Regions from separate parts of the Homo sapiens genome. Here region 2 is linked to region 1. The links are chromatin loops, found by intact Hi-C in ENCODE. Cell type or tissue: CD14-positive monocyte. All regions are shown on one strand. Links, peaks and the distances in the headings refer to the core of each region. The heading gives the core; the rest is flanking DNA.

What was found. Hi-C counts contacts between places; a loop is a spot of excess contacts. Peaks named below come from ENCODE experiments on the same cell type or tissue, not always from the same donor. Only the 100,000 strongest peaks of a DNase experiment are listed, where the experiment ranks them.
Region 2: it touches region 1 in a loop (2.9-fold over the local background); 2 of 110 quality-filtered maps call a loop at or near these places.

What each region holds. Positions count from the first base shown.
Region 1 is chr20:46,197,222-46,213,372 of GRCh38, forward strand. CDH22 (cadherin 22) reads right to left here. Exons shown (of 12, transcript NM_021248.3): 6 at 15,774-15,967; 7 at 13,086-13,339; 8 at 2,202-2,338. LOC124904916 (a long non-coding RNA gene) reads left to right here and starts at 7,640. Exons shown (of 3, transcript XR_007067611.1): 1 at 7,640-9,018; 2 at 9,554-9,992; 3 at 15,223-15,551. RefSeq lists an enhancer at 8,889-8,968 and a silencer at 10,729-11,023. In CD14-positive monocyte, for the core only: no CTCF peak of the experiment used is centred there; DNase peaks (open chromatin) are centred at 8,330, 9,020, 9,850 and 10,830; H3K4me3 peaks cover 3,766 bases; H3K27ac peaks cover 3,290 bases.
Region 2 is chr20:45,993,197-46,008,399 of GRCh38, forward strand. No RefSeq gene overlaps it. Among named protein-coding and RNA genes, the nearest start is that of MMP9, 8.1 kb to the right of the region's middle. RefSeq lists enhancers at 2,220-2,727, 10,816-11,467, 11,468-12,119. In CD14-positive monocyte, for the core only: no CTCF peak of the experiment used is centred there; DNase peaks (open chromatin) are centred at 11,175, 12,195, 13,335, 15,135 and 2 weaker places; H3K4me3 peaks cover 3,893 bases; H3K27ac peaks cover 3,262 bases; H3K27me3 peaks cover 1,906 bases.

The DNA.
Region 1 (16,151 bases), core at 4,682-12,681:
TCAGGAAAATGGGTGCTAATCATGCTACTGATGATAATTCAATAAAGTATGTGCTGGAAAGCATCTAGGCCAGGATATATATATATATATATATATACATATGAAGCAAAAATTGTAAAATGTTTGTGGAGGAGTACCCCTCCCCCGATTCTGTCTCCTATGAAATGGCAGCCTTACAGGCTTCATATGCTATTCTAGCTGCTTTCTGAAAGAGACCCACTGGGTAGAAGCACAATGCTTAACCCAAGAGGAGATTGTTGCTGGTGGTGGGACACTGGGCCGGTGATAGGCTGGTGGCGGAGGGGCGTGTATCTGTGAGTAGGGAGAGGAGGCATCCCTGCCCAGCAGCCAGGCCAGTCCTCCCTCACTCCATCTACAGCCCAGAGCCTCAGTTGCTACCCAGGGAACAGGTTTGAGGAGGCAAGGAGGGGGAGCTCTCTTCCCCCAAGTCCAGCCACCACTTCCTCTCCAGCCACCTTTGTTATCTCCCTTTCATGCGGTAGAGGAGTGGATTCAAAGGCTCCAGAGCAGCAGTCACTGAGGTCTGAGCCAGCTTTGTATTTCCTTTTAAACTGCAGTTGAAAGAGACGAAGGGAACTTCAGCCTAGGGACTTCCTTGACCCCAGAATGGGCCAGTGGGGCCTGGGAAATGGGGGGATGGCAGCTAGGGGAGGAGGAAGAGGGCTGGCAGGAGGAGCTTGGGTCAGGAGGGGCCTGGGGCAGAGGGGCCTGGGATCCTGATGGGCAGAGGCGAGTTTGAATGTTGCCTACCCGCCTGCAGCTCAGAGACTCAACCATATTCCTGTTGTCATGATTGCTTATTGGTGGCTCTGTTGATGCCTGAGACCTTGAGGGCTGATGGGGTAGAGAAGCTGGGAAAGCAGGTGGAGGCCATGACAGTGGCAGTGTTGCTCTGGGCATGGAGGAAGCCCAAGGGCACTCCCCCTGGCCTCTCTCCCAGTGCTCTCAGCTCCTCACCTCCACAGCCTTACTTACCTGGATGCCATGTCTCAGGCTCTCTCTCTTTCTCTCCCAGCTCACATTTCTCCCTAGCTGCACCAAAAAGACACACACACACACACACACACACACACACACACACACACACACATATTCTTCCAGAAACTCAGGCCAAACACCCTGGAGTCATCCTTGACCCTTCTCCATCTCTCCCCGGGACATCAGCCCATGAGCAGATTCCACTGGCTCTATCTTCAGCCTGTATCCCAAAGCCAGCCACTTCTCACCTCCTCCTCCCCTCCTCTGTAGCTACTGCCCTGGGCCAGGCCATGGTCCTATCTCCCAAGCACTATTGCTTTCAGCTTCTAGCTAAGGCCCCGTTTCCCTCTCAGGCTCCAGGCTCTTCTCAATGCAGCTGCCAGAGGTACCCTGATGGAGAACATCCCTCCTCTCCCCAAATGCCTCCAATGACTCTAACTTCATTTGGAGTAAAGTCCAAAGACTCTCCAGTGGCTCTGGCTGACCACGCTGCCCCTCATCAACCACACTGGCCTCTTTGCTGTTCCTCCAACGTGCTTGGCAAATTACACCGCAGGGCCTCTTTGCACTGGCTGTTCCCCCTGCTTGGAATGCTCTTCCTGCAGATGTCAGCATGACTCCCTCCCCTTTTGAGGTCTTTGTTGAAATGTCTTTTCCTCATCTCTTAGATGTTCCCCTAAGAGAAGCAACGCACCTCCTCCTCCCAGTTCCCTTTCCCAGCCTCCTTCTCTCCTTGTTTCTTCTTAGCACTTAGCATCACCTGACATATTATGTCCGTGCTTTCTCTCTGTTGATAGTCTTGTTCTCCCTATGAGGACAGAAGCTTTTCTGTCATGTTCAAGGCTGGATCCCCAACCCCTAAAACAGGGCTTGCACGTAGCAGATGCTCAATTAATGATGAGAGAAGAAAGCCTAGTTTGAGACCAGCCCTACCCCCTTGACTTGGAACCAGCCCTACTCCCTTGACTTGCAACCCTGCTGGATCTTTGCTCGCACCCATCAGCTTTTGCCCTCGCCTTCACCGCTGTGAGATCTTTGTCTAGTTTCTTTCTCTTCGCACCATCCCCAACCTTTGGCCCCTCCCCCGTGGGCTTTGACTGACAGGGCTGCCTTGGCCCTGCCCCCAGCCCTTGGCCCCTCCCTTCAGCTTTTGCTCCTGGGCCCCATATTTGCCCTTGGAGGGGGCGTGGCGCCCAGCTCACCCGCCTCCATGGCCAGCACTGTGATGTTGTGCCAGCCGGCCGTCTCGCGGTCCAGCCCCTTGCCAGTCACGATGGCGCCTGTGTCCGCATCGATATCGAAGATCTGGTCCAAATCTGATTCGCGGTCAATGGCGTACCTGCGGGGGGCAGGGCAGGGCTGATTGAAGGTGCCCCAGTGCCAAATGGAGCCCATGTCCTTTTCTCCCAACCCCACTCCAAGAGAGGGACCGCCTGCCTTGGACACACACAAGGGGCAGAGAAACCCCTTGCGACCGAGGAGGAGCGGGAAGCAACTGGGTGTGCATTTCACTTGCACGGGTAGCTGCTGTGACCATGGGCAGCCCTCAACCTTTCTGAGCCTCAGTTTCCTCAGTTGGAATGGAGCTAATAATTTGTACCTGCAGTTGTCGTGAGGGTTGGAAGCTGGCAAAATGCTTGGCACAGTTAGACTCACTGATACTCTCTTCTTTCTTTTCTTTTCTTTTCTTCTTTCTTTCTTTCTCTCTCTTTCCTTCCTTCCTTCTTTTTCTTTTTTGTTTATTTATTTTATTTTATTTACTTATTTTTTGGAGATGGAGTCTCGCACTTTCGCCCAGGCTGGAGTGCAATGGCACCATCTTGGCTCACTGCAAGCTCCGCCTCCCGGGTTCACGCCATTCTCCTGCCTCAGTCTCCCGAGTAGCTGGGACTACAGGTGCCCGCCACCACGCCCGGCTAATTTTTTGTATTTTTCAGTAGAGACGGGGTTTCACCGTGTTAGCCAGGATGGTCTTGATCTCCTGACCTCGTGATCTGCCCGCCTTGGCCTCCCAAAGTGCCTGGGATTACAGGCGTGAGCGACCGCGCCCGGCCCTCTTTTCTTTCTTTCTTTAGCCAGGGTCTCACTCTGTTACCCTGGGTAGAGTGCAATGGTGCCATCACGGCTCACTGCAGCCTCCATCTCCTGGGCTCAAGCCATCCTCCTGACTCACTGAGCCTCCCGAGTAGCTGGGACTGCAGGTGCGTGCCACCACGCCCAGCTAATTTTTTTTTTTTTTTTTTCAGAGACAGGGTTTCGCTATGTTGCCCACACTGGTCTCGAACTACTGAGCTCAAGCGATCCGCTCGCCTTGGCCTCCCAAAGTGTTGAGGTTACAGGCATGAACCACTGCACCCTGCCGATTCTTATCTTTCCCTAAGAGGTGCCCCTGGAACTGAGCTTGAAGGCAGAGACCGGGAGTGTGGGTGGCGTTCTGGGCAGGGGAAACAGAAGGTGCAAAGGCGCGGCGGCTGAGAATTATCCCAGAAATGGCAAACACTGCAAAATGGTTCGAACCGGGAAGTGGGGAGAATTCGGCACCAGAACACACCGGCACAGCACAGTTGGCGTGTACTGGGGAGCCAACGGGGAATTTTGAGCAGGGGAGAGGGGGGCAGTTGTGGCATTAGGAGGCTTCTCTGGGGGCCGCGGCGTGGACACGCCCAGGGACACGCGCTGGGCGAGTGCCGTGGGAGGGGGCCTGGGGACACGGCCGCCGGCTCCTCCCGCCTGCGCAGCACGCGCGAGCTAATCTGCAGCTTTTCCGTTGCCGCGTGAAAAAGCCCTTTGTTCCGCCTTCTTCCCGGGCCTTTGTGTGGCGGCTCCAGGCCTTAAAGGCCCGTGTCCAACACATGTCTCGGGCGGCGGCGGCCCAGAGAGGCCTCGCCAGCTCCGGCCTCCGCTTCCCCATGCTGATAACGCTGGTGGGGGCGCCGCGAGGCTGCGCGCGGACAAAGGCCTCGAATGCCAAGCAAGCGCTCATTGTGCGCCAGGACAAAGCAGCCTGGTAAGGAGGGGCCCCTGCGCAGCCACCCGGCCCCTCCCACAGGCAGGAGGAAAGGGGCCTTTTTGTAGTCTCCCAGAGTGGGGAGGGGAGGACCCCAGAAGCATTGCCTGCTGGGGCCCAGAGCCCTGAGATGACCCGTCTGTGAGGCCTTGGCTGCATTGCCAAACCTCTCTGGGCCTCAACTCCCCCATCTCTGAAATGGGGATATTGACACCCACTGGGACTTCGTGGGTCTGAAAGCAGTCAGAGCTGGGTTTGAATCCTCTGCCACTGATTCTACCTGTGTGACCTTGGGCAAGTCACTCCTTGGCTTCTGTTTGCTCACCTGAAAAAGAGGATGACTCCTACTCACCCCACATTGTGGTGTTAGAGGAGGGGCGGGCATACAGGACAGTCCTTATGCTTTTCATGTTTACTGTCCTGGAGGTGAATGCCTATGGCAAACTATAAAGGGATGTGCCTATGGGTGTAGTGGGCATTATAAGCCGATCCCCTGAACCCCCAGTTTAATGCTCCATACTGTTCCTAAACTGCTAAACCCATATTCTTCTTGCCCCTGGCCACCTTGAGTCCCGCTAGCCTGGGCGAAAGTACGTGGGGAGGTTCAGACCCACGATTATAATTCCTCCCTAGCATGCACCTAACAGTTTGGAGCCTGCTTCTCCCCCAACCATCCCTCCATTCATTCCTTTATGCCCTAAACACTAATTGAGTGCCTTCTCTGTGCTGGTCTGTGCTAGACTCTGGGGATAAAGTGGCAAGTGAGATAGAAGAGGTCTCGGTCAGGCATCTTATGAGGCTGATGTGATCTCCCCCATTTTACAGATGAAGACACTGAGGTCCAGAGAGGAAACTTGCCAAGCTTAGAGCTGCCAAGTATGGTTGTGCAGGTTGTGTCATGCACAAAGATACCAGGCCGAAGTGGGGAAGCAGGGGTGAATTCCAGCGAGCCTTCTGCTTGCCCAGCCACGTGTCCTAGACCAGGAAGTATCAAAGGGGGGCCTGTTTCTTATTTATACAAAGGTGACAATGAGCTAGTGATGCCGATGCCCTGCTCAAGGGTGTACAGCGACTCTGTCACAGAACTGAAATTTGAAACCAAATTGGGGATTCTCTCCCAGAGTTTAATTTTTTTTTTTTTTTTGAGACGGAGTCTTGCTCTGTCACCCAGGCTGGAGTGCAGTGGTGCGATCTCGGCTCACTGCAAGCTCCGCCTCCTGGGTTCATGCCATTCTCCTGCCTCAGACTCCTGAGTAGCTGGGACTACAGGCGCCCGCCACCACGCCCGGCTAATTTTTTGTATTTTTAGTAGAGACGGGGTTTCACCTTGTTAGCCAGGATGGTCTCAATCTCCTGACCTTGTGATCCGCCCGCCTCGGCCTCCCAAAGTGCTGGGATTACAGGTGTGAGCCACCATGCCCGGCCGCCAGAGTTCTTTTTAGCCTGACCGACAGCCCATCCAAAGTTGAACCAGCCAAATCCTCGATGCATGAAGCTTCAGGGTCCCCTTTGCCCCAGCCTGGCCCCATCAGATATCTGAGTCCAAAGGAGGTTGAAGGAGGCTCTTGAGCATCATCAGCTCAGCTGGAAAGAACTTTGGAGACCTCCTCCCATTCTACAGGTTGGAGGATAGAGGCCAGGAGAGGACCAGAGACATGACATAGCCTGGGCTTCTGATCCCTCGTCAGGGCTGGGCGAGAGGCCGGGCTGATGGGAGGATGCCAACTGCCTTCTTGTTGTTTCTCCTCCCTTCTTGGCTCAGAGCTGTCTCCTCTCTCCTCCCTCCATGCTGCTGCTGCTCCTCCTCCTCCTCTTCCTCCTTCTCCTTTGCCCTGTTTTTCTCTTTTGTTCTTTCCTCGAGGGGAAGGGAGGGGCTGGAATCTAAATGGAGGCAGCTGTTCCTAAGGCCATAGGGCGGGGGCAGCGGGGACCCGCCATTAACTAGCTAAAGACCTGGGGCTGGGGGTCAGTTTGGCTGGCTGAGCCCAGGTGTTTTTATTCCAGCTCAGGGAGCCAGAGAGTGAGTGGGAGGGAGGGAAGCAGGGAGGGGTGGGAGGAAGCAGTGTGTGGCAGGGACTGTGGCCTGGCAAACTTAGGGGTGGAGGGGTGGGGTGGGGGCGAAGCTTGTGCAGCTCACGTGTAGTGCTCGCATGGGTTGTGTATTTGGTCTGTGTTGTGGGTGGACAGTGTGTGTTTTGTGTGGCGTGAATATGTGAGTGGTGTTCCTGTGTGTGTGAGATTGTGCATTATAGTTGAGCAGTGGCTCAAGAGGCAGCAGCTCAGCCCTGGGTCTGGATCCAGGTCTGCATTGCCCCCAGGCAAGTCACTTCCATCTTTAATTCCCAGCAAAATAGAGATGATAATCCTACTTTGTAAGTTGTCGGGAGAATGAAACGCATGTAAGGTGCCTAGCTGAGTTCCAGGAAAATTACTCCATGAATGGGAACTATTGTCACTGTAATTATTATTCAGAGATGTCTGGCAGGGAGTACACAGGAGTCCCCCCAACCCAGTGTGTGGCTTGCATGCCTGGGGGCGGGGAGGTAAGATGTAGGGACACAGTAGTCTGAGAAGGACAGGAGGAAGCTGTGGGTCTAGAAGGTTCTGCTTAAATTTTGCAGTCCTACTTCTCATTTGGTGACAACAACCTGAAGGGCAGCAAGGGGAACTAGAACAGGTGAGGCTGGGGGAATAGGGAGAGAATATGAGTTTGTGGCAGCTCGTGTGTGTGTGCACCCACACATGCAAGGGAGGCCTGGGAATGGTGCTTAGGGGTGCAGATCTGATGCCCATCTGCCTAGGTTTGAAACCTAGATGTGTGACCTTGGGCAAGTCACCTAATCTCTCTGTTCTTCAGTTTCCTTCTCTTAAAAATGGAGATAGTAGGCCGGGCAGGGTGGCTCACACCTATAATCCCAGCACTTTGGGAGGCTGAGGCGGGAGGATCACGAGGTCAGGAGTTTGAGACCAGCCTGGCCAACGTGGTGAAACTCCGTCTCTACTAAAAATACAAAAAATTAGCTGGGTGTGGTGGCATGTGCCTGTAATCCCAGCTACTCATGAGGCTGAGGCAGGAGAATTGCATGAACCCGGGAGGCAGAGATTGCAGTGAGCCAAGATCGCGCCATTGCACTCTGGCTGGGGAGATAGTGTGAGACTCTGTCTCAAAAAAAAAAAAAAAAAAAAAAAAAGAGAGAGAGACAGAGATAGTAATACCTACCTCACAGGCTGGTTGTGAGGTTCGGACAAGTGACTACCAAGAAATCCTTAAGATGGTTCTTGGTGTACAGACTAGCTCTTACTTTTCTTTGTTGAGCAAGACTTTGTATCATGAGCTCTTCGAATCCTCAGATACTGTCATCACTCTCATTTTACAGAGGAGGAAACTGAGGCTCGGAGAAGCCAGGTATCTTGCCCTGGGTCACACAGGGCTAGTTAGTGGCAGAGCCAAGCTCCCATGTCTGTTCAGAGCCGGAGGTCTAACAGCATCCTCTTAAGGAGCCAGCCAGGTACACCTGCTAGCATTTCTGTGTTAGCAACAGCACAAAATGCTGCTGTTGTCAAGGTTAGGGTGGAGAAAATGGGGAGGGTGCTGCTTCCTGGCTGGGGTGCACGTGTGGTTTTCCTCTACATAAATATGTGCATATATAATGCATGCAGGCATAATAAATAGGGAAGGCTGCAGGCTTATGCACATACAGGCTTTCTGGTGTGCCTGTGTGTGAGTGCATGAACATACGAGCAGCTGACTGAATGATGCAGCTGCCGCCCAAGCTGCTCGTGTGTGTGTGTCGGGGTGTAGTTCGGGAGCCTCTTCCAAAACAAAGCAGCCTGCCTCCTGCTCCACTGTCCCAACCAAGGGATTCCTTTCTGCTCACTCCACCCTATCTGTGACTCTTTTCCCCCACTCCCTTTAGGCATATACAGAAAAGCCCACACATGATGCCTGGAAAATTGTATGTGGTTAACACTAGTTGCAGAATGAAAGGGAAAAAATGGGTGTGCAGACCACCAAGAAAAATGGTAATGACCATTTCTCGAGGGCCTGCTATATGCTAAGCACTTAATCCTTCTTCCAACCCTGAGAGCACCAGGCACAGAACTTGGTATGTGGTAGACATTTAATACCTATGAATGAGGCACATACTATTATGATGTCTATTTTAGAGATGGGGAAACCGAGGCTCAGAGGGGGTGCATTGACTTGCCCAAGACTCCACAACTGAGCTGGGATTTGAACCCAGGTCTCCTCTGATTTCAAAGCCCTTGCAGTTTCTGCTGCACCACACTGTGGAGTGCTGGGTGGAGAAAGGAAGTGTTCGCTTCCTCTGCTGCAGTGTGGACTAGCTGTTTTTGATGATCAAAGGAGACTCACAATGGGGCTAGGTAGGAACGTGGCTGGGCTGATAAATGGCCAGTCTATCTGCAAACCTGCCTAACTGAGAGGTGGGCCCATCTGAGCACTTTCCTGCCTCCTTCTCAAGCCTTCTAAGGCTTCCCACTGCCTAGAGGATAAAGTCCCACTTCTTCATGTGGCATTCAATGTCCTTCGCAGCCTGTCTCCAAGTGCTCCCTTGTCCCTTGTCGTGAGCTTGTCCAGCTGGTCTCGCTGCTCCTGAACTTAACCTCCTGGCTCCATGATTCTGTCCCTGCCATCTCTCCTCCCCATCACTCCAACCTGGGGCACACTCTCCCCATTCCAAGCCTTGTCCTCTTCGTCCCCTTGCAGGGGCCTTTTGGGGCAAACCTCTGTCACTCCCCTTCCTGGTGCATAAACTACTCACCCCTCCCTGGAGCTCCTCAAGCCCCTGCCTCAGCCCAAGCCCACTTGGACCTGGACCTGTCACTGGATTCGTTCACACGGGCCAAGCTTTCCCACTGGCCCATGTCTGAGGCCATCATCTCTGTGGCCAGTGCACAGGGGAGGACGCTGCACCAGTTTAGGAACTGCACTAACCACAAGGAGAGTAAGAAGCAGGAGTGAAATGGCCAAAGGCTGGATTCAGGAAGTGGTGAGTCATGGGTCAAACCCCGGTGCTTCCCCTTTTGAGCTGGGTGGCTTTGGGAAGTCATTTCCCCTCTCTGACTCTCAGTTTCTTCGTCTGTCAAATGAGTACAATACCCTCTGAAGGGTAAATGTAGTAACATGAGGCACCTTCTACTATCTCCAGTGCAGATGCTAAGAAAAAATCTCTCTGTACTGTCTGCTTTCCTATAATTTCCAGGCACTCACTGTGCCCTGCAAACCATGCTAGGCAAAGTCTCCCAGGATGCCACCTCATGTCTTCATTTCCAGGGACACGCCAAGCTTGTTCCTGCCTCAGGGCCATTCTGCTTGCTGTTCCCTCTACCTGGAATGCTTTTCCTCACATTTTTGCATGGATGGCTCCCCATCATTCTGATCTCAGCTCATGTGTCACATCCCTGACCACTCAATTCAAAGTGGCCCTCTGTGGCCCCAATCCCTCCTTATCCTATCACTCTATTTTCTTCATAGTGCTTTCAGCAGTTATTCCATTTAACCATTTGCTGTCTGTCTCTCTGCAGGAGAAGGCAAACTCCACGTGGGCAGGGATCCTGTTTTATCATCTCTGCTTCCTCACTGCACAGAACAGTGCCGGGCACAACTCAATGCGGAGTTGCTGCCTAAGCCTGTGACCCTGAGAACGCAGGTGCTGCCAGAATGGAACCCTTAGAGCGAGCTGGACTCTGGCAGCACACATGGCCTGTGAGGACCCCTTCTCTGTCTCCCACAGACCCTCAATGGCCTCCCATTTCCATTTTTGTACCCCACAGTCTGGGAGCTCCACCCCAGTTCTGTCCTTGGCTGAGTCATCTTGGTGTCCCCAGGCCTGGCTCAGGGCCTGGCATGGAGGAGGAGCTGGGTAAATGTTTGTGGTGTTAAATTGGACCAGTCTCCAGCTCCTCACTGCCTCCACATCTGAGGAGCCCCAGGGAAGGGGCCGGCAAAGAGAGATGAAAGAAGGTGAGAAGCAGGTTTCAAAGTTGGCCCTTTCAGTGCAGATAAAAGCAGGAGGGAAGGGAGCCAAAGCGGGGAGGAGGAAGAGGACTGAGAGGGGGTGTGGAGAGTGGAATTGGAGAGGAGGGGAGCTGGCAGATGGGAGGACTGACCTGGGGCCAAGGACTCGCCTCCCGCTCCGTGTTCTTACCTCCCTGGGAGAGCCTGCAGAATCCTCCTCCCCTCCCTGGGCCTCAACTCCCAGACAAACAGAGGTGACAGTGCCCTTCCTGGAGAGGTCTGGGCCCAGGCCAGAGGCCAAGGGGGTTGTTCAGAGACTATGCCACCAGCCCGGGTGGAAGGGAGTGGAGGAGTTCAGAGGCAGTGACAGGATGGCATTGGCAGCGAGTGTAGTGAAAGTAGCGTGGGCATTCTCGGCTTCAGGACAGAGTCTGAGCTCCTCAGCCTGCCTCTGAGGCCCTGTTAGACTTCACTTTTGTGCCTCATCTTTCCCGGCCCCCTGTAGCGATCACAGTCTGCTCTTCTTCAGGCACACCAACCACTCCTCTGCCTGTATACCTCTGCACAAGCTGTTCGTCTGTCTGGAATGTGCCTCTCCTGATATTTACACCATACCCAGATACCTAGGTCAGGTCAATTCCTGCCTCCTTCAGAAGTCTTCCCAGACTCCTGGGGCTATCTCCCAGTCTGAGAATCCATGAACAGTTAAGCAGGATAGCATCTGTGTGTCTCACTTAGGGCTGCCATGTAAGGTTGAACAGGCTGTGCACTGCACAATCCTGATAGAGCCATTCAGACAGACAATGACGGAACGTTGCCCTCTGGAGTTGCACAATGCAGAGGTCCTCAAATAAACTTTCCCTCCCCCTCTCCTCAATGCCCAGCACAGGGCTAGGCTCATAGTCAGCTCAGGGGTTACTCATTGAATAGGTACAGGGGTTTTGGGAATGAATCAGGGAGCCCCAGTGCCTCCTTCCCATCCCTCTAACACTGGCCATCCCCCCAGCCCCTAACCTCCTCCTCTGGATCAGTTTCTTCTACAGCCTTTCTTCCCTCTTCTATCTGAACATCTTCCAGCCTAGGCTACTGTCAGAGACTCCCCAATACTTACAGCTCCCAGACCCTTCCAGGGACCCCAGCTGCCCCATCCCTGCTCTGCCTCTGGCTTGCCTGTGTCTGTGTCTATTTCTTCCCTTTTCTGGTTTCCTCTCCAAGGTGCCCTTCTGTTTCCACATTGCCAGGTCAGTCCCTCCTGTCCTCTTTTTATGGGCTTTTCTTTCTCTCCAGTCTCTTCCTCTCATTGTTGGTCTCTCTACATCTCTGTGAGTCTGTTTTTCTGCCTCTTTTTTCAGTCTTTATTTTTATTTTTTAGTTTATTTTAATTAATTAATTAATTTATTTATTTTGAGACAGTTTTGCTCTCGTTGCCCAGGCTAGAGTGCAATGGTGCAATCTCGGCTCACTGCAACCCCTGCCTCCGGGTTCAAGCGATTCTCCTGCCTCAGCCTCCAGAGTAGCTGTGACTACAGGTGTGCGCTACCACACCCGGCTAATTTTGTATTTTTAGTAGAGACGGGGTTTCACCATGTTGGTCAGGCTGGTCTCAAACTCCTGACCTCGGGTGATCTGCCCGCCTCGGCCTCCCAAAGTGCTGGGATTACAGGCATGAGCCACCACACCCGGCCTCTATTTTTACATATCATTAATTCACCACATATTCAGCACGTGTCCACTGAGTGCTGAGGCCTGGGCTAGGCCCTATGGGTATAGTGGTGAACAAATAGACGTAAATCCCTACCCTCAGACAGCTTACCTTTCAGTAGGAGAGACAAAAAAGGTAATCAGAAAAGCAGGTAGCATGTCAGATGGTGATGAAAGGTAATAAGGAAGCAGCAGAGGAAGACAGGGGATAGGAAGAGTCAGGGCTAAGGGTTGGGGTGGAGTTGAAATTTTAGGAAGAGTGGCCAGAGAAGGTCTCACTGAGAAGATGACTTTTGAGCAAAGACCTGGAGGAAGTGAGAGAGCGAACTATGGGGGCTATTAGGGCGAGAACGTTCTAGGCCGAGGGATCCGCTGTAGCACAGGCCCAGAGTGCAGATGAGCGTGGTGTGTTTGCAAGGCTGTGAGGGGGCCAGTGTGGTTGCAGCAGAGTGGACTGGAAAGGAGAGGGAGGTGTGGTCTGAGAGGTTCAGGGAGGCCAGAGCTGTCATTGTAAGGGCTTGGGCTTTTATTCTGAGCCTAGTAGGTGTCTTTGGAGGGCTTGGGCAGAGCAGGGCCAGGCTCTAGTTCACATTTGAGCAGGATCAGGCTGGCTCCTGCAACAATTCTAGGTTAAAGAGGGGTGAGGACAGAATCAGGGACACCAGCAAGGAGGCAACTGCAATACTCCAGGCAAGAGAAAACGGTGGTCGGGACCAAGGTGGTAGCAGCAGAGGTGGTGAGAAGTGGTCAGATTCTGGATCCATTTTTAAGGTAGAGACAGCAGAATTCGCTAATGGATTGAAGGGAGGCATGAGAGAATGAGAGGAGGCAAGGATGCCTCCAACGTTTTTAACCTAAACAACTGGAAGGATAGAGCTGTCATTCCCAAGATGGAGATAACGGCAGGCAAACTGGTGGGTTTTTTTTTTCTTTTGATGGAGAGACCAGGAACCCAGTTCTGAACTTAAGTTTGAGGTGTCTAGCGGAACACCAAGGGAGATGATGAGAGGGAAGGGGGTGCAGGGAGAAGACTGGGGGAGTCCTGGGCACAGGGATGGCCCAGTCGAGAGATCAGGGAGCCAGTGTGGCTGCAGCCAGCAGCGCGGAGACCCCGCCAGTGCAGTGCCCGCCTCTGTGTCTGTCCCTCCTGGTTCTCTCCCTTATTGGCCTGGCTCGCCTGCCTGTCTCATTGACTGTTCTCACATCTGCTTCCTTGGCTCTTTGGCTCCGTGCCTGTTTCTCTCCACCCGTGCGCCTCTCTCCGCGCCTCCCTCCCCCACGCAGCCCCTTCCTTCGGCCCTGCCCGCCCCAGCCCTCCTCCCCTCTGCCCGCAGTCTGTCCGCGGGGGTGATGGCGGGATAGCAGGCAGCAGGCGTCGGCCCCGGGCGGGGGTCTCACCGGACGGGCCGGTTGGCGGCGTCGGGGTCCCGCGCCGTCACCACGCCGACCAGGGAGCCCACCTGCGCGTCCTCCTGCACCTCCAGGAGGCCGGAGGGCGGCCGGAACTCGGGGGGCTCGTCCACGTCGGTCACGGCCACGCGCACGATCGCCTGGTCGCGGAACGTGCCCAGGTCGGCGAAGCGGGGGTCCACGAACTTGTTGAGGGCCTCCAGGATCACGGTGTGCACGGGCTGGGATTCGAAGTCCAGGCGCTGCGGGAGGGAGCAGAGGGCCGGTTAGTGGGTGGGGTCTGGTGGACACTGAGGCCTTCACGAGGGAGGCCAAGGCAGGCGGGGTTGGCCCAAGGTCACACGTTGTCTCAGCAGGGGCGGCAGGGATGTTTGGGCTGCATTGCAGAACTGACCCAGACCAACCCGGTGGGTTACGGGTGGAGAAACTGAGGATCCTCGAGGACAGTCTTGCCTAAGGACACAGCCACTCCAGGCTAACGCGCTGAGCACCCAAACTTCCTGCTTCCCAGCGCAGTGTTGGCGGCATATTTCATTAGTTTAGTTCACGAACACAAAGCACCTACTGTGTGCCAGTGCTTTAAGTATATTAACTCAACTTGACATCAACCCTAAGAGGCTTGTATTCTTATGATCTGATCTTACACATGAGGAAAACGAGGCCCAGAAAGGCTCAGTAACTTGCCCAAGTCACCGGGCAGTGAGTGAGTCCCTAGCAGAGCCAGGATTCCCTGGTATGCAGGAGTTAGCAACTAATGTGAGTTGAGCCCGATAAGCCGGGCTGCCTTAGAGCTTTCCTCTGAGATCTGGCTAAATCCATGCTGAGCCTGTGCTTCTTATCGGGGGGTGCTAATGGGTGACCCTCTGATGAATGAGCTCCATGGCTGTGTGTTAGCTCTGACCGTCTAAAGACACTGCCTATAGCAACGAAAAAGCCATGTCGTGGAGCTGCAGGGACCTCAGCTACATGGTGGGGGAGCGATCTGATTGGCAAGAGTGACCTTCCAGGAGACTCACAGGCAGGTGCCTACCCTGTGTATGGGGTCCCCCCATTGCTCTCAGAATCCCCCACCCCCGACTTCTCCAGCAGCAAAAACAGCCGTGTCCTGCCTCCAGCCTGTTGCCTGGGAAATCAGGATGCAGGGAGGCAGGCGGTGGCCTGGCCTAGGAGTGAGTGGTGGACTCTGGAGCCAGGCCATCAGTCTGCTCCCTGAGCCATCACCGACTCCGCAGAGACACCCTAGGCGCCACTGCTGGAGTGGGCGGCAGGAGGGGGCCTGAGAGCTGGGGGTGGGGGAGATTAAGCAGCCCAGGGGATGAGAGCAAATGCTGTGCTGGAGTCCCCGGGCTGAGTTTGAAGCCTGATTCTGCTGCTCTGTGAAGCTGGGTTTCTCTGGGCCTCCAATTCTCCATCTGTAAAATGGGCTCATCTAACAGTTAAGGATGAACGGAGATCAAAAGACTGAAAATCACTAGTGCTTAAAAAAGGGAGATTCTAGAGCTGGACCCCCTGAGCCCGTATCCCTACTGAACGATACTAGATGCATGGCCTTGGGAAAGTTACCGAACTTCTTGGGGCCTCAGTTTCTCATCTATAAAATGAACGATTACAGCATCTCAGAGGGTTGATGAAGGGATCAAATGAGTTAATACGCAGAAAGTAGTTGAAGGGTGCCTGGCATGTGGCAAGCACTTTATCACAAGTAGTAGCTATTATATTATTATCCTCTGGAAAGGAGCTGAAGGAACTGGGCATTTTGTCTATCCTCAAGCCCTCAATGCCAGGTAAAGAGCGGGTCATTATGTGCTTGCTGAGCAAAAGAAGGACTGTTGAGGGCAGATGTTGGAAGGCAGAGCTCAGGCTGATAGGCACAGATTTAAGGAGACAGATGCCGGCTGAATGGGAGGAAGAAGAGCTGGACAGTGGCAGAAAGTGAGCATTCTGTCGCTGGAGATATACAAACAAAGGCCTATGACCACTTGTGGGCCAGTGCAGGGGACTTAGACCTCCCATGGGAGAGTGGGGTCGGAGTGGGTGGTCTTAATGGCCTTTGCAGCCCTGAGTTGCCAAGCCCCTGACCAAATCCTGGAAGATGGATTTTTGCCTCTTTATTTGACCTCCCTAGGGATCGCTGAGTTTGCAGTTTGAGTTTCTGGTTCCTGGGCCAGCCAGTGGGCAAGGAAGGCTGTTAGACTCAGGAAGGAAAGAGCTTTGGAGTCACTAGACCTGGGTTCAAATCTCTACCATGTGCCTTACAGGTGTGACCTTGGGTAAGCCCCTTTACCTCTCTCAGCATCTATTTTCTCAGTTATAAAAATGAGGATAGTAACCTCAGCTTCAGAGGGAAATATGAGGATTAAAGGCAATGAGGAGTGTGAAGAGGCTGGCAAGGATGTGAAGCACACGTCAGAGTGTTTGAGGGTGTGGATTCCCATCTGGATTGAACCCTGGCTCTGAGAACCAGCTGTGCAACCTCAGACAGGTCACTTCACCTCTCTATGCCTGGTTTGCAAAAGGGGAATGATACCATCAGTGTTTTTCCAGGTTGGTCCTGGACCTCTAGAGAGAACTAATCCATTGAGTGGAGTGAGGTGGGGGTATTCGGCTGCCCAGAGGCCTCCCTGATCCTCCCACCCCTGAGGCCTGCCTCCCCCATTCCTCCTGAGGCAGCTGCACCTTCTGCACTACGATGATGGCCTCCTGAGTGTCGCTGTCTGTGGTGACCTTGAACACATCGCCGCCGCTGCTGCTCTCGTCCTTAAGGTGGTAAGTCATGTCTGTGTTCTCTCCCACGTCTGAGTCCTCAGCCTTCACACGTCCCACAGCCGTTCCAATGGGGGCTGACTCCTGGATGCTGAACTGGTACATCTCTGTGGGGGACACGGCCATGAGCAGGGATGAAGGCAGCCCCTTCCCCAGCCTCTGCCAGCAGTGGGGGAGGGGACAAGGGGGCCCAGGTGAGCCTCTATGGAGGACAGTGCCTGAAAGGGGCTCTCAGCTTGGCCAGAATGGGGGCTGGGAGAGGAATGTCCCCTGCAGAAGTTTGGGTGGCAG
Region 2 (15,203 bases), core at 7,204-15,203, 200 kb before region 1:
ACGGAGACGTTCGAGTACAGCCTGGGCAACAAAGTGAGACCTCCTGTCTTTCTATTTAAAAAAAAAAGGAAGAAGGAAGGAAGGAAGGAAAAAGAAAGGAGAGGAGAGGAGAGGAGAGGGGAGGAGAGGAGAGGCGAGGGGAGGGGAGGGGAGGGGAGAGGAGAGGAGGAAATTAGAGGACCCCTGAGTCAGGGGAAGCTACTCTAGTCTCTAAGGTCAGCCTGAGTGGGGTTTTGGGGTGCTTTGCAGGGAAGAGAGGAACCTCGCCTGCTCTCTTCGCAGGCTCCAGGTCTGCTCTGAGCCCACATCTGCCCGAAGGCATGCCCGCTGGGGTGTTCCTTGCTGAGCGAGTGAGGCAATCCCTGCAAGGGAGGTGTGGTGGTTCTGGCGTGAGCCTGAACCTTGGGGCAAGAGGGAAGGACAATGTACTTCTCAGCCATTGCAGGGTGTGTGTAACCTGCCCTGCCAGTGGGTGACTCAGGCTGAAACCAGACCCAGCATTCACCCTGTCTAAGCCTAGTTGGTTAGTGTCTGGAGTGCTGTCAATTGCTTTACATTTGCCCTTCAGGGAAATGCTTTTGCACTGACAGGCGGGGCCCAGATTGGAGGTTGTCAAATCTGCAAAGCCCTACTCCTCCATTTCCACATGGCAGACTCCTATTCACACTCCAAAACCCGGCCCAGGTAGTGCTCCTGCTGAACCCTTTCCTGACCTCTGACCCCTCCCCCATGGAGTGAATAATGTTGTCTTCCAATATGCACTCTGGAGCCAGACTGCCTGGGTGTGAATCCCTTCTCTGCCACTTACTAGCTGTGTAATCTTGGTCAAGTTACTTAACTTCTCTGTACTTCTACATCTGCGGAATGGGAAAAATTATAGCACCCATTTCACTGGGTAGTTGTGGGGGTTAAATGAGTTATTATACATAAATACTTAGGACAGTGCTTGGCACACAATATGAGCTCAAAAAGAGCTGACTAGTATTACTCTTATTATTATTATTATTTAGACAGAGTCTTGCTCTGTTGCCCAGGCTGGAGTACAGTGGCTTGATCTTGGCTCACTGTAACCTCTGCGTCCCAGGTTCAAGCAGTTCTCGTGCCTCAGCCTCCTGGGTAACTAGGATTACAGGCGAGTGCCACCACACCCCACTAATTTTTTTTTTTTTTAGGTTTTTTTTTTTTGTATTTTTAGTAGAGACGGGGTATTTTTTTTTTTTTTTTTAGATGGAGTTTTCGCTCTTTTCACCCAGGCTGGAGTGCAATGGCGCAATCTTGGCTCACCGCAACCTCCGCCTCCTGAGTTCAAGCGATTCTCCTGCCTCAGCCTCCCGAGTAACTGGGATTACAGGCATGTGCCTCCACGCCCGGCTAATTTTGTATTTTTAGTAGAGATGGGGTTTCTCCATGTTGGTCAGGCTGGTCTCGGACTCCTGACCTCAGGTGATCCGCCCGCCTCGGCCTCCCAAAGTGCTAGGATTACAGGCGTGAGCCACCGCGCCCAGCTGAGATGGGGTATTTTGTATTTTTAGTAGAGATGGGGGTTTCACCATGTTGGCCAGGCTGGTCTTGAATTCCTGGCCTCAAGTGATCCTCTCACCTTGGCCTCCCAAAATATTGGGATTACAGGTGTAAGCCACTGCGTCCGGCCACTCTTATGTTTGTATTTAAGAAATACCTAAGGCTGAGCGTGGTGGCTCATGCCTGAAGTCTCAGCTACTCCAGAGGCTGAGGCAGGAGGATTGCTTCAGCCTAGGAGTTTAAGGTTACAATGAGACATGATCGTGCCACTGCACTCCAGCCTGGGCAATAGAGCAGGATCCTGTCTGTCAAAGAAAGAGAAGAAATACCTGAGAATATAGTGAACACAGCACATAAGTTTCCTGCACCCATGATATGTTCTCAGCCTGTGTGGACAGATAGACAAATAAACAGGAAATTCACTCTGAATGATGAAAAATGTCTCAGTAAGGGAAGTGGTGGGCTGAGGGGAGTCATGGGAGCACAGAAAAAGCCCCCTTCCCAGGTTGGGGTGGTCAGCAGCATTTTCCTGGAATAAATGACAACTCAGCTGAAATATAAAAGATGAATAAGATTTAGCCAGGCAAAGAGGGAGGGCAGAGAGGGGAAGCGTGGGAAGGGTTTGAGGCAGGAGGGATGGATAGTGCAAAGGCTCAGAAGCCAGAGTTCTTGATGTATTTCAAGAACCGAAGCTCAGGATGGAGCGTGGATCCCGGAGCGTGGGTGGGTGGGTGCCCTTGGCATATACACCAGTTATTCACTGTGTCTCTTTGTGATCTGTCTTCCTTCCTAGTGTGTGAGCTCCTGCAGGACAAAGCTCACATCTCCTTGAATTCCCTGCGCCCAGCACCCAGCTCAGCACTCAGCAGGGATTCAATAAATGTTTGCTGAATGGAAATGAGAAATTTGAGAACCCATCAGGGAGCCATCTTGGGCAACCTTTTCATTTGCTTAACCTGTGAATTTGGAATTCTTGTTAGCCTTGGGCTATTCTTAATAGCCAAGTTTATTTGTTTGTTCAGAATTGTCATCTGCTGTGCGTCTCAGACTCCTCTGAATGAGGTGGTTCTGTCCGGGCAAAGTCAAGTTTCTGGCCCAACAAGGTGAAACCTGATCCTTTGAGTCCCTCTCTGGATGCCATTCTGTAAACTTTCTTTCTTACCATCTGTAAACTTTCTTTCTTTCTTTCTTTCCTTCCTTCCTTCCTTCCTTCCTTCCTTCCTTCCTTCCTTCCTTCCCTCCTTCCTTCCTTCCTTTCTTTCTTTCTTTCTTTTTGAGACAGTCTCACTCTGTCACCCAGACTGGAGTGCAATGGCGCGATCTTGGCTCACTGCAACCTCCACCTCCTGGGTTCAAGCGATTCTCCTGTCTCAGCCTCCCGAGTAGTTGGGATTACAGGTGCACACTACCATGCCTGCCTAATTTTTGTGTTTTTATTAGAGACGGGGTTTCACCATGTTGGCCAGGCTGGTTTTGAACTCTTGACCTCAGGTGATCCACCCACCTCGGCCTCCCAAAGTGCTGGGATTACAGGTGTGAGCCACCGCGCCCAGCAATTTTTTTTTTTTTTTTTTTTTTTTTTGAGATGAAGTCTTGCTCTGTCGCCCAGGCTGGAGAGCAGTGGCGCCATCTAGGCTCACTGCAACCTCTGCCTCCCAGGTTCAAGTGATTCTCCTGCCTCAGCCTCCCCAGTAGCTGGTATTACAAGCGCCCGCCACCACGCCCAGCTAATTTGTGTGTGTGTGTGTATTTTTAGTAGAGATGGGGTTTCACCATGTTGGCCAGGCTGGTCTCGACCTCAGATGGTCAGCCTGCCTCGGCCTCCCAAAGTGCTAGGATTACAGGCATGAGCCACCGCACCTGGCCAAACTTTCTTTTTTTTTTGAGACAAGGGCTCGCTCTGTCGCCCAGGCTGGAGTGCAGTCGTGTGATCACGGTTCGCTGCAGCCTCGACCTCCTAGGCTCAAGTTATCCTCCCACCTCAGCCTCCTGAGTAGCTAGGACCACAGGTGCATGCCACCACATGTGGCTAATTTTTTTTACTGTTGTGGAGAAAGGAGGAGGGAGAGGGGAGTCTCATTATCTTGCCCAGGCTAGTCTTAAACTCCTGGACTCAAGCAGGCCTCTCACCTTGGCCTCCCAAAGTGCTGGGATTACAGGCATGAGCCATCATGCCTGGTCATCTGTAAACTTTCAAACTTTGCCTTGTATCAGGTCACCTGGGGATCTTATGCAGGTGAGGCAGATTCTGATTCAGTATGTCTGTGGTCTGGCCCGAGATTCTGCATTTCTGACTGGCTCCCAGGTGATGCCAATGCTGCCGGTCCGTGGATTACACTTTGAGTAGCAAGCCGTTAGACAACATTCACATCTTTCCTGGCCCTCACTGCAATGACGACTTTAAAAGCAGGTTGGAGTCAGGCTCAGCAGGGCCTTGGATGCCAGGCTAAGGAGTTCAGCATTTATTCTGGAGGCAATAAGGAGCTGGATGCTGGGTGCTAGAGGGGCTGAGCTATTGCAAAAACAGGAGAGAGAGGTGGCAAGGCTGAAGCTCAGGCAGAGGCAGTGGGAATGCAGAGGATGGTGGTGTCCTGGGCTGAACTGTGTTCCCCTCAAAAAATTCAGTGTTGAAACCTTAACCCCTAGCACTTCAGAAGGTGACTGTATTTGGAGATAGGGTATTTAAAGAGGTAATTAAGTTAAAATGAGGTCATGGGAATGGGCCTTAATCCAATATGACTGGCGTCCTTAAGAAGAGGAAATTAGGACACAGACATGCACAGAGGGGAGACCATGCGAAGACAAGGAAAGTAGACGGCCATCTACAGACCCAGGAAGGGGGGCTCAGAAGAAACCAGCCCTGCCAGCACCTTGATCTAGGACTTCTGCCTCCAGAACTATGAGAAAATACATTTCTGTTGTTTAAGCCACCCATCTATGGGACTTTGTTATGGCAGCCCATGCAAGCAAATAAATACAGAGGGGCTGGATTAAAGAGGACTGTCCAGGTTGTCAGTTACTTGAATGTCATTGTGGGGGGCTATCGGATGCCATACAGGTGATTTGGAAATTGGGAAGGCCTGGGAATGAATAGGAAGCTGGAGGAGGGGCCCAGAGGGAGGAGCAGGGCTGGGGAGGACTGGATTTGGACCAGGTTACATTGGAGGTGCCACTGGGACCTCGGCAGGTGCTACCCAGGGGGCTTTAGGAAATGAGGCCAGTGGTGCTTTCCGTTAAAGCCAGGCACTCAGGGAGTGAGGAGAAGGAAGAGAATGGTCCTGTATTAGTGGGGGCCCTGGGTTTTAAATAAGCAAAACTGGCTCAGGCTAACTTAAGCAAAAAGGAATGTACTAAACAGATTTCTGGAGGCTCACAGCAGCGATGTGAAGGCTCAAGGCCAAGCTTGGAAGGTGAGCTGGTGTCGAGGGAGACTGGCCCACAGTGGGCACGATCAGGAACGCGTAGCAGGGTCAGCCTGGACTGACCCTGGAGGACCCTCAGGACTGCTGGGCTCTGCTCATACATCAATCCAGCAGTCTCCTAAGATTCAGAGATCTGGGGGGAGCATCCTATGGCCCAAACCCAGTCACATGTCTGCATCCCTGATGCCCGGGGGAGGTTTCCAGTGGGAGGATACCTCTCCATCCCTGGAAGATTAAAGATGGCTGCATGCTCTGTGATACTCCTTTCATATCACAGGAGATAGAGAATTGGGCTCTATCTTCCTCTCCTGGCCTGTGACTGCTTTGGCCAATAGAATACAGTGGATGTGACACTATGCCAGCTTCAGGCCCAGACTTTAAGGGAAGTGGCAGCTTCTGCCTTGGTCTCTGGGAGCCCTGAGTCACTCACTCCGTAAGAAGACTGACTGGAGAGACCACATGGAGATTACGTGGGGAAGGGAGAAGGGCACACTACAGCCCAGCCTTCCAGCTAGCTCTGCCAAGACCCCAGTGTTTTATATACATATTTTTCTTTTTTATTTTAGAGATGGTGGTCTTGCTATGTTGCCCAGGCTGGTCTCAAACTCCTGGGCTCAAACAATCCTCCCACCTCGCCCTCCCAAAGTGCTGGGATCACAGGCATGAGTCACCGCACCGGCTGACCCCCATGTTTTAAATTGTACCTGGGATTTTGTTTTTATTCAGGTATGGCGAGGCCAACAGATCAGGAGATGATTGTCATTGAAAGACAGTTGGTTAACCACAGTTCTCAAGAGGAGGGGGCATGCCATGTCACACAGGGCCACATGGGGAAGTACCAGCATCAGTCAGGAGGCAGAAGGAGGAAGGGGGAAGTGTGGGCCAGAGTCTTCATTGTGATTTTGGTGGGAAGGAATAGGCAAGGCAGGGTAGACAAGCTGGATGGGTTTAGGACTGGCTAGCTTGAACAATTCCCTTGGGTTCTGGGCTATAGGGGTGGTCCCTAGTTGTCTAGTACCTAAGCAGGATGATCTAGAATGGGGGATAGCATCCTGAACTGCAGGAGCTGATAAAAGGAGGTAGGAGGTGGATGGGGGTTATGGAATCAAGATTGGTTGGTTTGCACATTAAGAGGTGCTCCCAGGCAAGATTGCCATCTCTAGGAATTAGCTATCCCTAGGAGGGGCAGTCCCTTTTCGGGTCCATAAGGCCCCTGGATGTCAAAGCATCATAAAATACAGAAAAGAAAAAACACGATTAATAGGCCAGGCGTGGTGGCTCACACCTGCAATCCCAGCACTTTTGGAGGCTGAGGCAGGAGTATCACTTGAGCCCAGGAGTTTGACACAAACCTGAGCAACACAGTGAGACTCCATCTCTGCCAAAAACAAACAAAAAATTTGCTGGGTGTGGTGGCGCATGCCTGTAGTAGCAGCTACTCAGGAGGCTGGGGCGGGAGGATCACTTAAGCCCAGGAGTTAGGGGCTGCCATGAGCTATGTTCGTGCCACTGCACTCCAGCCTGGGAGAAAAAGTGAGACTCTGACTCAAAAAATAAAAAATAAAAACATGATGAATCCATCCAGGAATGGGAGTAAAACACCTTGGACTTTCCAGTCCACACTGAGCCACCAGCTGACTCCCTCAGCTGAGGCCTCAGGCATCATAGAGCAGAAGGAGCAGCCCTGCTGTGTTCTGTCCAAATTTCTGACCCACAGAATAGTGAGATACAGTCACAATAAATTGTTTCAGAGCCTTTAAATTTCGAGGCCGTTTGTCATGCAGGTGTAGATTTCTGGAGCCCCTCCACCCTCCAAGACTCACTCATTAGCAGATTCCTTCCCAATCTCAGAAGGGACTTGGGAAAGATAATTCCATGATTGGTTAAAGACATGACTCCCATGACCATATAATCAGCTTAATTTTAACTCCCATTACAAAGATGAAGAAACTGAGGTTCAGGGAGGGAAAGTCATTTACCCAAGGTCACACAGTGCAAATTCAAATCCAGGTATGCCAGATTCCAGCATCCAGCCCCTTCCACTGTACCAGCTGTCACCTAGTTGGCCTCTTTATGGAGCCCATGGTTGGAGCTGAGAGAGCCTTATGGATGGTCTCCAAACCAGGCCCCCCATGAATCTCACCCGCCCCCTCTCCATGTGCTCCCCGTGTTTTCCCATTGGAGAAATCCCGCATCGCCTCTCATCAGGAGCTGGGCTGGAACTGCTACTTCCAGACCCTGGGAAGCTTCGAGTGCTTCCCTTCCGCTGGCCTTCCTTGCATCCATGCAGAGACTGTGCCATCTTCCCTGCATCCCAGCACCCCCGGCTTCAGGTGTATCAAAGTCCCAGCGCTGCGTGAAGTTCAGGTTTGAACACATCTCAGCAGGCTTTGTGAATACATTAGTTTTTGTTTTCCCCTAACATGCCACAGGGGTGGGAGGAATGGGAGGGGGCACTGGAATTTAATATGCAAATGTATGCAGATCGCATCTAAATGAGGGTGTCCCAGGTTTAATGGGAAGAACAGGCAATCAGAGCAGGCCCAGCCCAGCCTGCAGCCCTGGGGCTCTGCAGCAGCACAGTCAGAAATGACTCTCCGGGGAGGGTGTCTTGGGCTCTTTTACAGAGCGTGTTCTTTGAAGCAATGTCTCCGCAGCACAGGGGAAGGAAGAGCTGCGGAAATTGGTTCTGGATACTTCCTGGCAAAGTGTTCTCAATTGCTTCAACTATGTTGGGGGTGGGTGGGAGAGAGGGGGTAGAATCTCTGAACCTCTCAGTGAACACAGCCAGCAGCGGCTGTCCCTATCAGTGATTTCTAAACCGAAGGAGCTTGCTAACATCTACTTCCAGATCACACTGATTACTAAACCAGAATCTCTTGAGAACCTTTGTTTTTTAAAAGTCCCTGGCTTTAGGAAATACTGACACTAACCAGGCGTTCTTAATCTGGAGACTCTTACAGGTTCCGGGGCCCGGTATAGCAATGTTATTAACCCTTCCTGCATATTAGAATCACCGAGGCTTAAAAAATTTCCCAACGCTCAGGCTGTACCCTAGACCAATTAAGTCAGAATCTACAGGAGGGGAGGTGAAAGTCAGGCATCAGTATTCAAGAGAAAATCCTGAGTGATTCCAATGTGCAATCAAATTTGAGAAGCATTGCTGAACAGGATTCCCACGAGACACTTGTTATACCTGTGCTTGCTTTGGGGCTATTGTTAGCTGCAGGCCCACCACCCGGTGCCAGCTTCAGGAGACCCTCCTTCTAGGAAGGGGACTGGAGGATTGGTGTGCAGCCAGTATGCACTGGTATAGCAGCATTGGTTGTAAAAATACTGAAATATGGCTGGGTGCGGTGGCTCATGCCTGTAATCCCAGTACTTTGGGAAGCCGAGGCAGATGGATCCCTTGAGCTCAAGATTTTGAGACCAGCCTGGGCAACATGGTAAACCCATCTCTATAAAAATTGCAAAAACTAGCCAGGCGTGGTGGAGCGTGCCTGTGGTCCCAACTACTTGGGAGGATCGCCTGAGCCTGGGAGGCACAGGTTGCAGTGAGCCGTGATTGTGCCACTGCACTCCAGCTTGGGCAACAGAGCAAGACCCTGTCTCAAAAATAAAATACTGACATATTTCCCCATCCACTTGTAACTGGGGCTGCTTTGAACTTTCTAAGTTCAAAGCATCACCCTCCCCATCTCCCCAGACCCTGGACATAATCAGTTCTGATTAGTTAGGGCTCCTGAGGACCTGGTTGTTAAATACTTGAACATCACCCCCCGCTATAATGTTGTAGTGAGAAGCACCCACTTTATATAGTCAGAAAGGCCTAGATTCCCACTTGATTTTGGTATGAGTTGTGTGGCTTTTGGACAAGTGGCTTCATCTCTCTGAAGGTCAGTTTCCTCATCTGGAAATGGGGTCAAATGCCCTCCCTATCAGCGTAGGGATGAAGCTGCACTACAGCAGAGGTGGCAAACTGAGCATGCATCAGAATCACTTGGCTGGGCTGGGCACAGTAGCTCATGCTTGTAATTCCAGCACTTTGGGAGGCCAAGGCCAGTGTATCACCTGAGGTCAGGAGTTCGAGACCAGACTGGCCAACATAGTGAGACCCTGTCTCTACTGAAAATACAAAAATTAGCCAGACATGGCCACAAGCACCTGTAGTCCCAGTTGCTCAAAAGGCTGAAGCAGGAGAATTGCTTGAACCTGGGAGGTGGAGGTTGCAGTGAGCTGAGATCATGCCACTGCCCTCCAGCCCGGGTGACAGAACAAGACTCTGTCTCAAAAAAAAAAAAAAAAAAAAAAGGGCCAGGTGTGGTGGCTCACGCCTGTAATCCCAACACTTTGGGAGGCTGAGGCGGGCAGATCACGAGGTCAGGAGTTCAAGACCAGCCTGGCCAATATGGTGAAACCCCGTCTCTACTAAAAAATACAAAAATTAGCCGGGCATGGTGGCGGGCCCCTGTAGTCCCAGCTACTCAAGAGGCTGAGGCAGAAGAATCGCTTGAACCCGGGAGGTGGAGGTTGCAGTGAGTCGAGATCGTGCCACTGCACTCCAGCCTGGGAGACAGAGTGAGACTCTGTGTCAAAAACAAACAAACAAACAAACAAAAACTTTGGCTTGTTAGGTCAAAGATTTCTGGGCCCCACCCCGGAGTTGCTGATTCAATCATTCTGGGGCGGGGAGGATTTGTGTTTCTAAGTTCTCAGGTGCTGCAGGGGCTTCTGGTCCTGGGACTACAGTTTGAGAACCATTGAACTGGAAGATGTATGAGAAAGTGGGCTGGGCCGAGAGTAGAGGCTCAACCCAGGCTTGGAAAAGGGTCAAAATATGTGCCGGTTTCCCTGTGCGCCACATGGACTTCTCCCTCCTGAGCCATTCCCCAGGGCTCTCTCCATCCATTTGTCCAGCAGGGACTGAGCCCCCGCTGAATGCTTAACCTTGGATTTCTCAAAGATTAAGTCCTCTTCCCACCTCTTCCCCATTGTGAGCAGGACCAGATTTACACCTTTAGTGGCTGTGATTACTGAAAATACGGTGCCCCTCCCATCTGTTGTCCAAAGTAAAACAACACTAAACCCTGAAATGACTTCATAAAAAGAACAATAGAGAACTGATTTTTTTTTCCCAAGCTGGCTACTTTGAGGATTTTTTCCAAATATCAAAAACAATATTTTATTTTATTTATTTATTTTGAGACACAGTCTCCGGAGTCTCGCTCTGTCGCCCAGGTTGGAGTGCAGTAGCGCGATCTCAGCTCACCGCAACCTCTGCCTCCTGGGTTCAAGTGATTCTCCTGCCTCAGTCTCCTGAGTAGCTGGGATTACAGGCATGCACCACCATGCCCAGCTTATTTTTGTGTTTTTAGTAGAGACGGGGTTTCACCATGTTGGCCAGGCTGGTCTTCAACTCCCGATCATAGGTGATCCAACTGCCTCTGCCTCCTAAAGTGCTGGGATTACAGGTGTGAGCCACCGCACCCGGTCAAAATCAATATTTTAAATGTGTATTTTGGGACTGCGCCTGCTTTGCTGGGACCCCAAGCATATTCTTACCTGCCAGTGGGCAACCCAGTGTCAAAGGAACCGGTCCCAGGCCCATTCTCTTTCACCTCCATTTTCACATCTCTCCCTGCACAGCACCATCCCTTCTTGTAGACAAGAACTTCTCACCTTAAATAAAACTCCACTTGAGGCTGGGCACGGTGGCTTACGCATGTAATCTCAGCACTTCGGGAGGCCGAGGCGGGTGGACTGCTTGAGGCCAGGAGTTTAAGACTAGCCTGGGCAACGTGGCGAAACCCTGTCTCTACAAAAAAACAAAAATTAGCTGAGCTTGATGGAGCACACCTGTAGTCCCAGATACTCAGAAGGCTGAGGTCGAAGGATGGCTTGAACCCAGAGGCGGAGGCTGCAGTGAGCCTAGATCACATCATTGCACTCCAGCCTGGGTGACAGAGTGAGACCCTGACTCAAAAAAAAAACCCCAAAAAACAAAAAAACCTCCACTTGACTGTTCTCTGCCCTACCAGCTACCTCACTCTTATTTTCCTTTTTTATCTCCAACTTTTCTTTCCTACAGATTTCAGCCAAATAACTCACATCTGTTCCCTCTGTTGGTTCCTAAACATAACTCCTCCAGCCTGGCTTCTGGGCAATCACCCCTCCCTGCCCCTAGACTGCTGCCCCCATGGACTTCCTTTTTGCGAGAGCCAGTGACCTGATCTTAGCACGGGATTGGGAGTCAGAAGGCCTAGGCAGCTGGTCACTCACCAGCTGTGTGACCGTGAGCAACTTAAAGCACTTCTCTGAGCCATGGGTATGAACGTTAATTTGCAAAGTTGAGATGAGAGCATTAGAGTAATAGAATCATAATAGCTAAACTGTGTGTGTGTGTGTGTGTGTACCTGCTAAGAGCCAGGCACTGTGCTGAGAATTTGCCATGTATAATCACATTTAATCCCCACTACAACACCTCCAAATGAGGTCTGCTTCTTTCCCCACTTTACAAATGAGAAAAGGGAGGCACAGAGAGGTAAAGTGATTTGCCTAAAGTCCCACAGCCCATAAATGATAGGTAGTAGAATATGAACCCAGGAGGTCTGATTCCAAAATTTATGCCCTATGGCTTCCTTACTGACGGTGCTCAGTACAGATAAGTGGGAGGTGTGACTTGGTGTTAATAGGGACTCTAAGAGTCAGTGTGGGAATTGCCATTCCCCTGAAGCTAGGGATGGCAGGTGTGTTTGTGGGTTGGGGGTGGGGTACTTGAGTGATGCTCTCCCCTGAGGCAATGTCTTGCAGGATACACACCTTTCTACTTCATCTCAGATTTCAGTGTCTCCTCCACATCCTGCCAGAGCCTCTCTGGCCTGGCTGCCCCTCCCCTCTCTGGCAGGTTTGGGAGAAAGAGGCTTGGAGTTCCCCCATCCTAGATAGCGGGACAGATTCCTCATCTCGTGAGGCTGACCCTGATCTGGGGGCCTGTTATTAATAATGGCCTGCAGGGCTGTGTCATCCAGCTAGTGATTCAGGACTCCAGGGTCAGCACCCTCCCCATCCTGATGGAGCTACCTCAGTGAGGGGCTTAGAGTCTAAGCTATGACTCTACGTGAGGGTATATGCTGTTCTCTGCCTGCACTCCCAGGGTCTTGGCTAAACTCTATTGTGGTATTAAAAAGAGAGGCTGGGGGAAGTGGGGAAGGGGATGTGGTAACCAGAACCACTTCCTGCCACTGCAGTGTTGAAAGCCAAGCTCTGTCCAAGTTCCCCTTGATGGGGGTTGGGGAGCCAGGAGGTAAAGGAGGAAGTTGATGGGAGTTGGGGGGGATGTTAAAAAAAGGAGGATTCTTATTTGGATTGACTCCAGGAATCAAGATCTGGGTTTCCTGGCTGCTCTCTCCCTGCTCCCATTTGGTAAAAAACAGCGGCTGTCCTGAAGGTGGTCCTAATTAGCATAGCAGTGAACACTTATTATCATGTGCCAGGCACTTTATATTTGCTAACACTTTGAGCCTTACAACCACCCCATGAAGGAAGCACTATTATTACTCCAATTTTACAGATGGGGAAACTGAGGCACTGAAATGTTGTGTCAGTTGCCCTTGTCACACAGCAAGTCAGTGGCAGAGCTGAGATTTGAACTTAGGCAGCCTGGCTCCAGAGTGCAGGCTCTTGCTCTGTGACCACTCTGAGCCTCAGTTTCCTCATTGCATGATGAGGGTAATTGGAATACATAAATCCACTTTCCTTTCTTGATGCCTGATTCTCTGGTAATTAATTATTCATTCAATTTCTCCCCATGCTGAACTCTCAGATCCATGAACAATGAGACAAAGGCTATCTTGGTCACTACTTGTATTCCCAATTCTTAGCATAATGATTGGCCTAGAAAAACTCAACTAGAATGTGTTGAGTAAATGGTCTTTAAAAGGTCTGAAGATCATCAACAATGGTTTGAGTATCTGATAAAAGTTTTAGACCCTTTACATAGAAAAATCAACATATACCAGTAGCTGGGGGTGAGTCTGCCCCTCCCACTCACCCAGGGTACATTTGGCAATGTTTGGTAACATTTCTGGTTGTCACAACTGGCAGGGGGAGGTGCTACTGGCATCCAGTGGGTAGGGGTCAGGGACGCTGCTAAACATCCTACAATGCACACGACAGCCCCAAGTGCCAATAGTGCTAAGTTTGAGCTATGTGACATACATACATAGATATGTATTGTATGTCATGTTTGGTACCATTGATGGCAAGTGGGGGGTAGTTAACGGATTTTCCTAAAAGCCCGTGTCTGCCACCCAGATGAAGATCCTCCAGATTGGAAGATCTGTTCCTCTAAACTCATATTACTCTATGACCTCACATTCCCGAGTCTAGAATCTAGTTCCTCCTGGGTCCCCTGTCCTAGCCTCTGATTCCCTAAATGCCTGGGCCTCCTCTCTTACCTTCAGTGGGTAGCAGGGGACCAGAGGAGAAGCATCCAGGTTTTATGTGCTGCCCCTGTCACCGCATCCACCTACCCACTTCTATACCTGGGTCATCACAGTTCCCTGTAAATGGTAATAAAGATGAAAAGCTTCAGAGCCAGGCAGTTCTGGGCTTGAACACTAGTTCTGTGGATTAACTCGCTCTGTGATCACAGGCAAATTCCTTAACTCTCTGAGCCTTAGTTTCCCCCTCTGAAAACAGGAGGGATACTCATTAAACTTACCTTACAGGTGGTGAGGATGAAACGAGAGGCTTATAGAGAACTTATTACGGTGCTTGACACAGTAAATCTCAAAAAATGCATTATTATTATTATGGTTCAGAGGTAAAGTGACTTGCCCAAGGTCACATAGCTGGAAAATGGCAGAGCCGGGATGGAAATCCAGGACTTCGTGACTGCAAAGCAGATGTTCATTGGTTAGTGAACTTTAGAACTTCAACTTTTCTGTAAAGGAAGTTAATTATCTCCATCTCACAGTCTCATTTATTAGATAAGCATATAAAATGCCTGGCACATAGTAGGCCCTTTAAATACAGCTTATTGGGCCGGGCGCCATGGCTCATGCCCGTAATCCTAGCACTTTGGGAGGCCAGGTGGGCAGATCACTTGAGTCAGAAGTTCGAAACCAGCCTGGTCAACGTAGTGAAACCCCATCTCTACTAAAAATACAAAAAATTTAGCCAGGCGTGGTGGCGCACGCCTATAATACCAGCTACTCGGGAGGCTGAGGCAGGAGAATTGCTTGAACCCGGGAGGCAGATGTTGCAGTGAGCCGAGATCACGCCACTGCACTCCAGCCTGGGTGACAGAGTGATACTACACCCCCCAAAAATAAAATAAAATAAATAAATACAACTTTTTGAGTTGTTAGCAGGTTTTTCCCAAATAGGGCTTTGAAGAAGGTGAATATAGACCCTGCCCGATGCCGGCTGGCTAGGAAGAAAGGAGTGAGGGAGGCTGCTGGTGTGGGAGGCTTGGGAGGGAGGCTTGGCATAAGTGTGATAATTGGGGCTGGAGATTTGGCTGCATGGAGCAGGGCTGGAGAACTGAAAGGGCTCCTATAGATTATTTTCCCCCATATCCTGCCCCAATTTGCAGTTGAAGAATCCTAAGCTGACAAAGGGGAAGGCATTTACTCCAGGTTACACTGCAGCTTAGAGCCCAATAACCTGGTTTGGTGATTCCAAGTTAGAATCATGGTCTTTTGGCAGGGTCTCGCTCTGTTGCCCAGGCTGGAGTGCAGTGACATAATCATGGCTCACTGTATCCTTGACCTTCTTTCTGGGCTCAAGCAATCCTCCCACCTCGGCCTCCCAAAGTGCTAAGATTACAGGAATGAGCCACCATACCTGGCCCTGAATCTTGGGTCTTGGCCTTAGTAATTAAAACCAATCACCACCATCCGTTGCGGACTTACAACCTACAGTGTTCTAAACATTTTATATGTTTGATCTCATTTAATCCTCACATCAATTTAGGGACAAAGAGCCCCCCACCCCCCGTTTTTTTTTTTACAGCTGAGGAAACACTTCAAAGTGGTAAGACATTTGCCCGAGGTCCTGAAGGAAGAGAGTAAAGCCATGTCTGCTGTTTTCTAGAGGCTGCTACTGTCCCCTTTACTGCCCTGAAGATTCAGCCTGCGGAAGACAGGGGGTTGCCCCAGTGGAATTCCCCAGCCTTGCCTAGCAGAGCCCATTCCTTCCGCCCCCAGATGAAGCAGGGAGAGGAAGCTGAGTCAAAGAAGGCTGTCAGGGAGGGAA